Regions from separate parts of the Homo sapiens genome. Here region 2 is linked to region 1. A link is a contact called in ENCODE Hi-C or POLR2A ChIA-PET data. All regions are on one chromosome and are shown on one strand. Each heading gives the region's core, a stretch centred on a gene start or an enhancer-like site at or near the end of the contact. The rest is flanking DNA. Distances are from core to core; before and after follow the strand shown. Region 1 overlaps LINC01697 (long intergenic non-protein coding RNA 1697). Region 2 holds the start of LINC01695 (long intergenic non-protein coding RNA 1695).

What was found. A loop is a pair of places that touch in the nucleus more often than their neighbours do. ChIA-PET counts read pairs that join two places held with the same protein, here RNA polymerase II (POLR2A). Pooled maps may share reads with other maps.
Region 2: a map of heart left ventricle shows a loop between it and region 1 (2.5-fold over the local background). The contact joins the promoter of LINC01695 here to the enhancer-like site in region 1. A Hi-C loop is called at or near these places in 4 of 168 maps with a recorded cell type or tissue (Right ventricle myocardium inferior, heart left ventricle and left cardiac atrium) and 3 of 50 pooled maps. POLR2A ChIA-PET finds 5 or more read pairs at or near these places in 1 of 52 experiments (PC-9).

The regions. Positions count from the first base shown.
Region 1 is chr21:28,106,711-28,113,880 of GRCh38, reverse strand. The region is part of intron 2 of LINC01697 (long intergenic non-protein coding RNA 1697); the gene reads right to left. Among named protein-coding and RNA genes, the nearest start is that of LINC01697, 62 kb to the right of the region's middle. Within about 2 kb of position 2,505, at least 12 of the 41 ENCODE cell types and tissues checked have a DNase peak (open chromatin) inside an H3K27ac peak, as active enhancers do.
Region 2 is chr21:28,225,936-28,233,105 of GRCh38, reverse strand. LINC01695 (long intergenic non-protein coding RNA 1695) reads left to right here and starts at 4,439. Exons shown (of 6, transcript NR_126012.1): 1 at 4,439-4,744; 2 at 7,115-7,170.

The sequences.
Region 1 (7,170 bases), core at 1,256-3,755:
TGAAATAAATATAAGAAAAATTGTATAGATAAACAAGATAACATAATTGATGAATATCATTTGCAGGAGTAAAATATGCTACAATATGTTGTCACTAAAGTCATGTCTATATTATTTAGAGGCAATTATCCATTTGTGATTGAGATCTTCCATAAATATGTCAATCCATAATCAGCCCTTCCTTCTTCCTGCTACGGTAACTGCTATTTGTGAGCACTCACTTTGGATTATTAGCCATCTTTTAATGCTACTTCTTTATTATTTTTCTATGGAAAATTTTCATGAGAATTCTAAATTCCCTTATGACTAGAAACTAAGCCTTCTATCTTTCGTGTCTCCCATATTTCAAACTGTGAAAATATTAAGGCTATAAATATTTGTTAAGTTAAGCAGAATTAAATATTTTTGCTACCCTAAATTTGGTAGTATATTTTTCATTAGCTTTCAATTACAAGTCAGCAATAAAAAAAGATCTGTAAGATAATTTGAACATATGTTACACCGTGTTCTTCAGAGTCATTTAATAGTGTGTACACGCACAAGCACATGTGTGCACACACAAACACACACACCCCATATTCGGAGTCTTTATATTGAAGAACAGTGAAATACTCTATGCATTACTTAACCAAATGATATATTGTGCTCATTTTAAAATACGCTCTACAAAATGGACTGTGTTTTGGCATTCAATCGCAGTTCCAACAACTGTGTAAATTTAGAGGTTGAGCTGGAGGAGCACATAAGTCATCTAGGCATAGTAGTTAGCTTTGGAAGAGCAAAGATGCATATCTAAGCATTACTGTATCCTTAGCAGTTACCAGGGACATTACTGAAAGAGTACTCTAGCTGACTTTAGGAGCCAACGATCAATTGCATTCAAGGGACTCTTTGGATGTAAACATTATTAAATTATTTTATCCACAGTATTCATACCATTTTTGACTATCATTCTAAATTAACAGAGATATTCATTTAATGGGAAAATCTACCTGGAAAAAAATTCTTAATTCTTGTGACTTATGTAAAAGTTTTCTATAATAGGACTTCAAATAACTTTTTATCTCCGAATGAAAAAGGAAACAAAAACCCAGACATTCCTATTAACAATAAATCTTGCTTGTAAAAAATTTAAGCATGTGAGGCCAAAATAGAAGACTCCAAGTGAAGCAGAAAACGCGAGGCAAATGTAGAGTAACATTTTAACTTACATTGTTTTAAACAAGAAGTAACATTTTATGACAGACCGAAGTCAAACCTACATTAAAGAAGTGACATGAGAGTTTCATGACTCCAGTAGCAACTGAAGAACTGAGGTCAAAAAAGAAACCTCTTGGAAACAGTTGCGTGTTTTTTGGTTTTTTTTTTTTTTTTTTTTTTGAGACGGAGTCTCGGTCTGTCGCCCAGGCTGGAGTGCAGTGGCGAGATGCAAGCTCTGCCTCCCGGGTTCATGCCATTCTCCTGCCTCAGCCTCCCGAGTAGCTGGAACTACAGGCACCCGCCACCACGCCCAGCTAATTTTTTTTTATTTTTAGTAGAGACGGGGTTTCACCATGTTAGCCAGGAAGGTCTCAATCTCCTGACCTCGTATTCCGCCCTCCTCGGCCTCCCAAAGTGTTGAGATTACAGGCGTGAGCCACCACTCCCGGCCGCAAACCGTTGAGTTTTAAAGTTCAGCATGAAATAGTTGCAATACCTTGCCCTGGGCCACATGAAGAGAAACACCCAGTAAAAGCAAAACTTGTTTCACATGAAGCCAGAACATTAGCATTATTGAATATGGCATTACTCTTGCTATAGAAAATTATCATTTGCTATTGTTCTGTTAGCTTCTATAGAGTACCTTCCGTTTGCTATTCACCAGTAGCTTGAGCTTAAATTCATTTTTTTGCCCTAGAAGTAAAAATCCGCATTGTTTACTAGCAGATCTCTTTGGTTGCTGAGGGCAGTTAAAAGTCCTTGATTGTGTATGTGTGTGTGTGTATGTGTGTGTATTTATGGTTTATGTTTTAACCAGACTGTCAAAATATTGCTGTTGGGGTGAGAATCCAGATTTTGAAGAAATCTTATAGTTTTGTATTTATGTTTACTTATGTTTTAGATAAATGTGGAGAGAAAAGAATGGTCAAAATATTGGCCTCTCTGGTACTTTTTCCTCAGCGTATCGTTCTGCAACTCTCAGGACATTTTAACCTTTCGATTTGATCTTATTTTGTTTTGAATGGATAGTGTGGTACCGGTAAGCCATAAATTGCATTATTGCACACTAAATACTTTTAAAAAGCATGGTAGAAACTAACAATTGCAGGAACTATTATTTATCCTAATTGATCCCAGCTGAGCTTGGAAGGGAGTCTGGCCTGAGAGCCTTCAAAGGCTTGCCAAAAGGCTGTCAGGTTTGATAACTCACACCACGCTGAACTTGGCTCAGAGAGGTCAGTTACAGAGTGAACACTAAGCTGCCCCCGATATCCAAGCCTGCTTTAAAAATGCAGAAACACTGCCAGCTGACTCGAAAGCCGCTAGATTTTCAACTTTGTTTTAAGAAGCTCATGTTTTCTTGGAACTGGGGATGGGCTGGTAAGCAAAGAGAAGACGGTCCCACGTGGAGCTACAGAGCAGCTGTAGCTGTCCTGTGTGCTGGGAGGCATCTGTTTTTGTGAAAACATGGTTTACGCATTGGCCTGAAGATTTAGGATGCACTAGGGATATAACAAAATCTTAAATTATGCTTATTTGATTGAATAACTAAATGCATCCAGGAATTTGTATTTCATTGTTTTATATAATGATTTTCACATACAATTCATTTACAGATTATACGAAGAATTTTGTTGTTTTACATTATCAAAACTTCAGCTGAATAATCTCATGCATTAGAGTAATTTGTAACATTAAGTTGTAAGCACAGTTAAGAAAACAAAACAATATTTTTCTTTTCATTGTTACAGCCTCCTTGCCTAACAAAATCCCTGGGCTCACAATGGGATATCAAGAAATATTTGTTGGATGAATGAATAAATGAAAAAATAATCGCATGAATGAAGAAACTGGCCAATCTATTTTAAGGCTTTTCTTTTTCTTAGTTCAATAAACTTCCTTACTCTCGTCACTTTTTAAGACATTTTGGTAGGAAGATACTATTTAAACCATATACTTACAGCATTCTCTTCAAATTCTAATAGCAGCTTTCTGAAACTTTCATATTATTCATAGACAATATTTTTAAAGGAGCCTAGAAATTGGCAAGACAATTTTATAATGAAAGTTCTTTTTCTTCTCCATTTTCTAATTTATAAATATAGGTAGTAGCTTCTTTATATGTTTAACTTCATATCAGAAATATGGTCTAAATAGCATAATGGACTAAAGATGGCCACAAATTATTTGCCACTTTTCATTGAAATAAGGGGTTTCTATTCCCCTTGAATGTGGACAGGCCTGAAGACTGACTTTGACCAATATAATGGTCAGAAGTGACGTTGTGTACCTCTCAAGGTTGGGCCTAAAGATGCTTGCAGCTTCTTGTGTCACCTATGTTGGTACACTCCCTTTTGGAAGCCAGATGTCATGTAAGAGATCCAGGTGACCACCATTTTGTGAGGAAGCCCAATTTTCCCAGATGGTGAGGAAGAGAACACATGAAGGAGTACATGGGCTCCAGACATGTGAGTGAACTTTTTCTACCTTCCAGTGAAGTGAAGAGAGAGAGTGAATGGTGCTAACACTACAGGGCACAGCTGTCCAGCTGATTCCTTCTTATGTTCCTGACACATTGGAACATTAGGAAATAGAGATGTCTTAAGCCAGTAAGTTTTGAGGCACTTTGTATTCATAGCAGCATATATAGAAACATGCATTTTCTTTATTAAATATAACTTTGAAACATGCCAAATACGGTTATAACATATTCGGAAGAAAATAGTAAGTAATTCCACATTACAGTAAAACTTCTTTTTTCAATGTGAGTGTGATCCCCCTGGGGATAAATAATTCATTCCGATATGAATTTATAATATTAAATTTTCACACCTACTTAAAAATCAAACTGATTGAAGCTTTATTATATCATGACAACACTTAATACTAAAAAATCTAACTTTAGAAATACGGTTTTTAAATTTAGGTTTTTACTATAGTTTATTTCATAAATGTATAAAAAGCATGAATATAGTCACATCAGATTTTAATTTATTACATTCTTTTTACCATAAACAGATATCACATGTCAAGGTCCTATGTAGCTTTCTGTGGGATTTTACTTAGTAGACCCATTAAGCAAAATAGTTTCCTTTATTTGTTATGAAATGCATTAAATGATGAATTTCTTCATTTATTATCTCAATAATACTTAAGACTTCAAGCTGGGTTTAGGTCTGAGCTTTTTATCAACATAAACAATTTCCTTGAAATAGCCATGCTGACATACATTGATCATCTTAGGATCATCACTTATCTAGTTTAAGAAAAGATAATCCTTTGTATCAGTTCACTCATATTTAGCAATTTTGCAAACTATTAGAATTACATAAGATGCTCAAGAAGAAATGATGGATTTCAAATATTGATTATTTAACTCTCCTTCAAATACACTATTGGATCAAATATGTGGACATATTTCTTAAATACTTGTAAAACAAATGAAGTGTGACATATCCCCCTTACCACCTCTCCCCACTGCCACACAACAATTGAAAAACACTTTTTTTTTTTCTGTGACTTGGTATGAAATGATTCAATAGACTTATCAGCTGCTCATATGGATAGACTGGGCTGAAGCTGTAAGAAATGTTATACTTCTTCATGCTCTCTTCCTTTCTGTATTAGTTCGGCTATGAGTTTAAGCACGAGACAATCCCAAATGTGAGTAGAATTAACATGATAGAAGTTCATTTTTTCTCTTTTGTAAAATGTCAAGCAGTCAACACAGCCCCACTCTGCAAAGTCAAAAGTTTTCTCTACTTGTCTATATGGTAACTCTGCTGCTTCCCAAGATGCTATACTGCCCCTTCAGTGTTCAATATGAACAAGTGAGAAGAGGAAGAGAAAAAAAGGATGGCACACCTTATCAAAGGGCATCTCCCGGAATGCAGATGCATACCCATTACCCACATCCTAATGCAAGTGTTAGTTGCTTGGCTATGCCCAGGTGCAAATTTGGAAAGTATTTTTTATTTCCTGTATCTGTATGTAGAGCTAAAAATTTTTATTACGATGGAGGAAGGGGGTACAGAAATTTACAGACAGCTGTCTCATGTTTTTTTGATCACTTATTCAATTCTTTATGACCATTTAGTAGAAAACTAGCATTTTCTGCCTTTGTGGTTGTTTTAGTCAGTTTGGACTGTTATAACAAAATGCCATAGACTGGATGACCTATAAATAATAGAAATTTATTTGTCACAGCTCTGGAGGCTGGAAGTTCTAGATTAGAATGCCAGCATGGTTGAGTTTTGGTGAAGGCCTTCTTCTGGGTTGCAGATAGCCAGCTTGTTGCTATCTCCTGACAGAGTAGAAGGGAAGAACTCTGGTATCTTCAGCCCCATATAAAGGCACTAATTCCATTCATGACAGTTGCTACCTTTATAACCAAATCACTTCCCTAAACCCCATCAAATTTAGGAATTAGGTTTCAACATATACATTTGGGGGAGGACACAAACATTCTGACCATGGCAATATAAGACACTAATTGTAGATAATGTTCCAAGCTCTGTCTTCCTGCCTCCATTCTTATATAATTTAATATAAATAGATTTTTAAAACACTTAACTTATCCTTAAATCTGTCTGTGAGATGATATTACAGAGAAACAGGTTAGTATGTGTTTTGAAAGATTATTTAGAACCACATAATGTTAAATAGAGAAGCTATTGGTGAAAGTACAGACACTGTATTATACAAGCGGCAGAAAGTTTCTCATTACAAATGATCTTTACCTTTTGTCAATTATACCTTGTAGTAAATGTGTAAAGTAGGTCTTAATAAATAACCTCATCTAATATTATCAGGAATTATTCACCTTTCTATTTTTCTTTGTGGTCTATATCTCTCCCCCCCTCCCACCCTTTCTCTTCTGTATCATCTGTCTCTAGTGAAAGTACCAGGAAAAAGGGTAACCCAGCATAGCAGAAATATTTTAACCATACTTATCTTTCTTCAAGAGGAATACTATGAAAAAAAATGTGTTCTATCTCCACCTCAATGAGTGCTATAACTGTGGGACTGGGGATAGAACCCTGTCTTCCACCCTCTTCCTGGAGTAAGGAGGTAGCATCCCCCCACCATGGAGGTTGTGGGTGGAACTCACATCTACCCACCTTCTGCAGGAATGAGATGGCCTTCCTTCCCCGTAGAGACTATGACCCCTCTGACTTTCTCCCTTCTTCTGCAGTAACTGGGTTGTACCTCTCCCCAGTGGAGCTTATGTGCACAGCTCAGACTTCCATCTCCCTCTTCCATGGTATTCAGGCAGTCTCACCATCCCTGCAGAGATATGGGGCGTAAGCCTGTTCTCCACCCCATCCCAGTATCAGGAGGCACCGCTATCTACTGAAGCCTGTGGGTGTCACTCTGCCATTCATTTCTGACCAGTTTTAATGTGTAAGTGCCATTTCCCTATGGACATGTGCCTGGAACTCTGAATTCCACCATCCTCTGTGGCAGTGAAGTAATTTTCCTCTGTCTCCCCAGTCCATGATGAGAAGATTGTGGGGCAGAGTCCTGTCACCTGAGTCACATACAACTGTGACTGGGGGATACTGGACTCCAGGGGATTTAGAAACCAAATTGAAATTTGAACAATAGCTAACAAAAGTGAGCTAGGACATGTATTTTGAAACTAAACAGGTGGAATACCCACTTAAGTAAAAGATCGAAGTAATAACTTTAGTCTTACGTCATAATACATGTAGTGTCCAAATTATAGTCCAAAGTCACTTGACATACTAAGGACTAGGAGAATCTCAAATCAAGTAAGAAACGACAATCAATAGACTATAACACTAAGATGATACAAATGTTAAAATTATTGAGCAAGAATGTTAAACAAGGTACTGTAAAAATATTCCAAATAGCAATCTCAGCATATGGACAAAATCACAAAATGGAAATGACAGAGGAAAGGATCAGTAAGATTTAAGGTAGATTAGTAGAGATTACCCAATCTAA
Region 2 (7,170 bases), core at 3,190-5,689, 120 kb before region 1:
ATCTGTTATATACCAAGATCTTGATGAGTTGTGGCTAAGCTGGAGAGAGCTGGTATGAAGAACCCAGAGAGGGCCGACTGGAGGGCTTGGCTGGCAGTGGTCTTGTGGGTCATGTCCAGAATTTGGATATCATCTTAAGAGTCATGTGAAGAATCTGAAGGGCTTTAAGCCACGATGTTACACAATCAGATTACTATTTTGGAAAAATTTGATATTCAGATGTAGTCACATGGCAACATAAAAATGAAAAATATTTTATTTTGTAAGAAATTGCAAAGATAAAACTGAATAAAAACAAATAGGTAAATGTCAGCAAAAAGAATTAATACTGTTTAGAAATTTATACGTTATGTATTATTTTCCTATAAATAGAAAAGGCTTGACAGCCAAATCGTATCTTTAGAGACCCACACATGTTAGAGGATGTCTTTGGACCACCAAACTGTTACATAACTTGTTTATAATTCTAAGAAAAGCACATTACCATTCCAGTTGTTGACATATCCACATATGCAGAAAAGTAAAAGTCACATACCCAGAAGATGGTTAGAAATCTTGCTTGCAGTATTGTAACATTTGCAATTTTTACATATTAATACTTAGTTATTTTCTTATATTCTTGAACCAAGGTTTATGTGAAAAAAACTTTATTTCTACTGTCACATCTTATTTATTTTATTTTTATGTGTTGTCTTACCACATAATATAAAAGTATATATTCCCTGTTGGATTATTTGTTCTTTTCTATTTCACTGTGTAGGATACATATTAAATATTATTGATATTGCACTTCAGATGTGTCCACATCATAGTTCTCTGGGTTGAAATTAGTACATATTGTTTTCCTTCCATAATATATAACTTCCAGTGTTTTTCAAAAGTATGGTTCAAGGATCAATCATGTACAAAAAACCTAGGGAAGTGGAGTCCCTATTGTAAATGTAGATTCATTATTAACCCCACAGGTTTACTGAATCAACATATTTTGGGGATGGTGTCCTGAGACCTGCATTTAGAAATTACGTAAGAATCCACTCAAACTAATTTAGTGGATTCTCATCAGCTCTCTAAAGCTTATTTAGTGGATTCTTATGCAAATTCAGGTTAGCAAACTACTTCAGAATATGTGTGCAGCTCTTTTCTATTAAATAGACCTGGACTATCTCATAGTTGTTATGTCTGTAAGTCTTACTTAACTGGTAAAACAATAACCATGATAGAGTATCTTGGTTTCTGATAAGTTAATCAGAAATACAATCTCATAAATCATTGGTGGATAAGCTGATAATATATAGACTGATTAAATAATGTTTGCAAGGACAGAGAGATGAAAATTTGAACATTATCAACTTGAAAAGCATCCTCAGATGGTACTATGGACTAAATGTTTATGTTCCCCCTAAATTCATATGCTGAAACCCTAATCCATAATGTGATAATATTTTGAAGTGAGTCTTTTGGGAGTGATTAAGTTATGAGGGTACAGCCCTCATAAATGGCATTAGTGCCTTCATAAGAAGAGAGAGGAGAAAGATATTCTGTTTGTCTACTACATGAGGATATAGCCAGAAGCTGGCTGTCTGCAAACCAAGAAGACAGTACTCACCAGAAACCAAATGCGGCAGCACCTGGATCTTCAGAAGTGTGAGAATAAGTCTATAATTTAAGCCACTCAGTCTATGGTATTTTGGTATAGCAGTCCAAACTGGCTAAGACAGATGAAATGCATGTGGCCTCATCTAACTTATTTGTGTGCATGTGTGTTATTTTATTTAAATAAATTACATGTAGTATTTTCATATTGCCCAAAGCTAGAAGGGATAGCTAATTTGTAAGAATATTTAAAAGGATATCCATAGGCTGAAATAAAATTGACTATATGAAAATTAAACTTCAAATGTGAAATCCTATACTATTTTGAAGACATTAGCTATATAAATCCAGGATGTGTAAAGAGGTGGACTAAGGACAGTTTATTTGCAAAAGACAGGTAGATGGCTTTTGATCGATTTCAAACTCCATATAAATTAATAATATGAAGTAGTTACCAGGCATAGAGAAATTGTTTTAACTTTAATTATAAGTTTGTGCAGCAGTAGGGATAAAAATTATCATAATGCCATCAACATTACATAATTCTAATTGTTGCATATTCTCTTCCAAACCCTGGCAACACAAGTAAATAAGTCAAATAGTTTAATCATAATGTATACATCATTGTTTAAATGTAGCTATGTCTATTTAATATCATATAATTAATGTGATTTTAAGCTTCATTTTTTCTAATGTAATGCCCTAGGTAAGGAAAATCATAACAGACTCTTGGGCCATGAATCACCCTAGCATAAAGAAACTTCTGGAGATGAGCTATGAAATGGCATGGAGTTTGGAAAGAAAGGAAATAGACAACATCCTGCCAGGGCAAAAAAGATTAGGGAATCGTGAAAGCTGTTTCTATTAATATCTACTTGAATGATCATTTTGTGAAAGAGAAATTACCAAGTCTTTCAAATTTTTTCTTTTCCCTGTTTCTAGAAAGCATAATAAGGATCAATTGGTTTCAATTCAACAAATTCTCATTGGTCCTCTATTAAATTCCAAGCATTGGGCTTGGTGTTTAGGGCTACATACAGGAGAACACAGATCTGTCTGACTTCATAAATATTACAGACTGGTAGAAAAACAAACTTAAACTCTTTGTCAACTCCTTTTAAAACTTCTAAGGTGAATTTCCAAATATTTCCGTTTTATAATAGTATCTTAATGTATGATTAATGTCTGTTATTTTATATATTTGTCATACATATTTCTGTTTATATAATAAAATACATGTTAGTAAAAATGAGTCTTCAGAAATGTTCACATACATTTATGGAAAAGATATGTTTTAGAGGCAAAGGGAATTTAGCGCACAATTACTACAATTGGCATTAATATTAGGATGTGATAATAGTTCCAAAGGGGTTAGTAAAATTAAAACGTTAGGCACTGATTGATACGTAGGAAAATTGAATTGGGCAATCTAGCCACTAATGACAAAACATGTTTGCAATAAGGATGATTCAGCAAAGAATTTACTCCTGCTTAGTAACAGTTGCAATTTTATCTTTTGAGATATAAATGTGCATATTTGCTTTATAACTGTTGTATGACTCAGAGTTTAGAGTTATCTTTTATCCTTAGCTTTATAAGCAGTGTATCCAATAGCAACATATGTAAGACTTGCGTTTTACATTGTATACATTTTACTTTGCATTACATTTCAGTATGATATCATTACAACAAAACAGAGGTTCAAAAATACAGCATGATCCTATATTAAATACAGACTTCTGGCAGTTTTAAAAATATTAAAGATGTGTAGTTTATTGTTTTAAGAAGTCCTCAAAATGTATTACCTAGTAAATCCTCTTAACTATGTTCTGTCACATCTTCTATTTAAGAAAATTGTTTTTTCAGTTTGTAATCACTCTATACAATATGTTCATTTTATGAAGCTTTGATTAGAAATGTAAGAATTTTATATATTATAATTTAATTGCATTATTCTCATAAAACATTACAAGATTGACATTGCATTACCTCACAATTTGTTTTATAAAATTTTAACCTTTGATCTTTAAATTGATATGCTGAGGGGATTAAATAACATTAACAAACTTGTCATGGATATGAAATTCACTTAGATAAGACAATAAAATATTGTTTTTTTAAATCAACAAAGTAAAATTCTTAGAAAAATAAGCTTTGCTCTTTAAATATATTTCTGAATTGTATTCCTGTCTGATAACTTTATTTACTAGAGTTGTGGATCTGTAAATGCATGATAAAATGCCAGCTAGTTAGCTTAAATTGCCACTATAAAAATGAAGAAGGGATACATGAAGCTACTTTTAAAAAGTCTTTATAAGCATGTTAAAGTATACAGCATTTGCTGGATAACATTCTTCTCATGGTTCTTAAATTCACTACCAACAAAAAAAGTAACAGCCAAAAGTAATTAACCAAAGAAACACAATTTAAAATTATGTAGAGAGTATGAAAAATCACCAGTATTTTACCTTCATTGATACTTACTCTATACTTTGCACTGTATACAAGCATTACCTCATTTAATCCTCACAAGAGCCATTTGAGGTAGCAACCATTATTACCTTCATGTAACTGAGGAATCTTAGGTTAAGTATTTAGCTGAATGTCAAGCAGTTAGAAAGTGTTATTAACAGATAGGTCCTTTAGCCCCTAGAGAATAAATTCTCTATGTCACTTTCACATGCTTCATAGCCCTCGGGCTACTGGGCACTAAGAGGCAGCATTCAAGGCATTCACCATTCAATAAGCCTTTAATGAAGTCTTCTTTGCATTTATACCAAACTAGGAGATATCCCTGTTTCTAGTTCTCCTCCCTCCCTCTGTCACCTCATCTAATATAGATCATCAAGATAGGTTGAAAGGGGAGTTCGTAGTCATCTCTTCTAATCAGGAGATCCCTGAAAGCCGAACATTTAAATGTTCTCTTCTTGAAATAAAAATACCATAGTTTTAGTTAGGAATGTGCTATGTTGAAAATAACAGAAAAACTGACCTCTGTGGCTTAAACAAGTAAGGATTTATTTTCCTTCCGTAGCTGGAGGAAGGGAGGTGCAGCTTTGGCTCAGCTCTTAACAGTGCAACATCTAGTGCCTCTATAGTTCTCTTGGACACAGATGGCTGCTTTCGAAGAAGAAAGAAGTGGAAAGTGATGGTGAGTTCTATGATGTCATCTTTCATTAGAAACAAATAGCTTTCCTAGAGCAACTTCACATTTCCTTTGAGGTTTCATTGATTAGAACTGGGTACTCTCGCCATGTGTAAGCTGCTAGAAAGGATGGAAAACTAGGGGTGGAGTGCAGCTTTAGGCTTATACCAGTGTTTCTCCATGGAAGCACTTTTGATGTTTTGAATGAATAATTCTTCAGTATGTTAGATTGTCTCATGTCATGTTCACCAAGCTAGTTCCTCTTCCCAATAATTTTGAAACCAAAAATACATCCACAGTATTCAAACCACTCCCTAGGGGTATAGAATTGTCTCATTTGTGACTCACTAGATTACATAAATTGTCTACTATCACTTAGGTCTGGGCACTTTGCTAGCACAAATAAAATAAAGATTTGTAACAAAAGAAAAAGAAAAAAATATATACATAGGGGAGGCAACATTCCCTGCCTCATCTACCAGATTGTGTAGATTTCTTATTCAAGTAATAAAATGTAAAATTTTAGTGTTTTAAAGCATTTCATACCATTTAAATGTTTAACATTATACATAATAGATTCCCCTCTTTTCCTCTCCCCTTCCTTCTTCCTTCCTTCCTTCCTTCCCTCCCTCCCTTTTTTTCTCTTTCCTTTTCTCTTTCTCTTTTATTCTTTTCTTTCTCTTCCTCTTCTCCCCTCCGTCTTGATTTTTTTCTTTCTCCTAACAAAGCAGGCTTATTACTATTCACACTTGGGGAAAAACAGTCCAAAACGGTTTACTTCTGACCTTTTATTTCTGTTTTTGGAAGCAAATAGAAATTATAAATTATTCTTGCTGTTAGTAGAACTTTCCTGTGTTTTTCATGATGATCTATTATCATGAAATGAGCACTTAGTGTTAAACTCTGCAATCTATCCTCAAATATGTTTCAGAATTCTTTCTTTTTCCTTCCTCCCTCTCTTTCCCTCTCTGAACATTGGGTCCTAAAAATACTGGGTGAAGCAGGACATAGACATCCACAAGGGAGTTGGGGAGAGGTGTAGTGGCTCAAGGTGAGGTTTCAGAGTGAGAGGACAGCCCGTAACGGGTGGGTTGCCCTGGACCAGGTGGCGGAGCTGAGGAAGGGCCTGGCGAATTTCAGGCTGGCTGGACGTCACAGCCCAACTCAGTGCAGGGTGTCACAGCACACAGTAGAATGAGAAATTGTGTCTCACAGAGGGTCAGCTTAGCTGGGGGAGCCAGAGTGCTAAGGTGAAGGGAAGGGACATGTATATGAAGCGAGCAGCAAGTGAATACAAAGTCGGACCTATGCTAAGAGAAGCCTGAACTGTGGTGTCAGAACACGAGACCCCCAGTTAAATTTAAACTTCAGATAAACAATGAAACTATACTGATGCTTTTAAAGAAATAATAGTTATACATATAAGCAGTATAACTTTTCTTGGGACACACTGATACTACAAAATAATTCGTTGTTGCTCTGAAATTCAAATTTAACTGAGCATCCTGTATGTTACCTGGCAAGTGTTCTACAAGGGGATAAGGGACTTCATGTGGCAGGCAGCCCAGGCTTCCAGGGTTGGGTAAGCAGTAAACCTGGATGGATCAGGGGTCATGGCAGAGGCAGGAGTTTGGTTATATACAGGGCATCTTATCAAATAGGTAAATATGTAAGCACAATGAGATCTGGGTTTCTCATTGTTGGAGAAGGAGTTTGCATTTATGGAAAGAAATAAAGAAAACCAGAATAGGCCCTGTGAGGTTAGATTGGAATTAGTTATTGGTATGAACTCACGGTTTTCAGGATTTATAGCTAGATCTAGAAATACATATAGATGTAAAACTCTGTGTCTGTATATGTGTGTGTGTCTGTATGTGCATGTGTGTATGTGTTTGTGTGTGTATACATATATTCACGAGGCTTCCTTCCACTTGGAAGGACTGGAGTAGCAATACTTCAAAAGCAATAAGCACACACTGTACACCCAGATCTTGGCTTCTCCAGGGGCTCTTGAGAAATGACTGATTCCAGTGTTGGAGCAGGGCAAATATTAGATGAACCTGGTATATCTTGTTGAGCCAGGAATGTTGGAAACATGGCAAAAGAAAAAGAAAGCACCTTGAAAGAACTGCTACTGGCCCAAAAAAGGTTCATTTGAAGATTAAAATAAAAATTTTGTTAAATAATTATAACCCACCTAATAAAAATTGGAAACTATGAACCAGTATAGGTATAAATAAATGATATGGTTTGACTCTGTGTCCCCACCCAAATTTCATCTTGTAGCGCCCGTAATTTCCACGTGTTGTGGGAAGGACCCAGTTGGGAGATGATTGAATCATGGGTCTCATGAGATCTGATGTTTTTTAAAAACAGGAGTTTCTATGCTCCAGCTCTCTTTGCCTGCTGCCATCCACGTAAGATGTGACTTG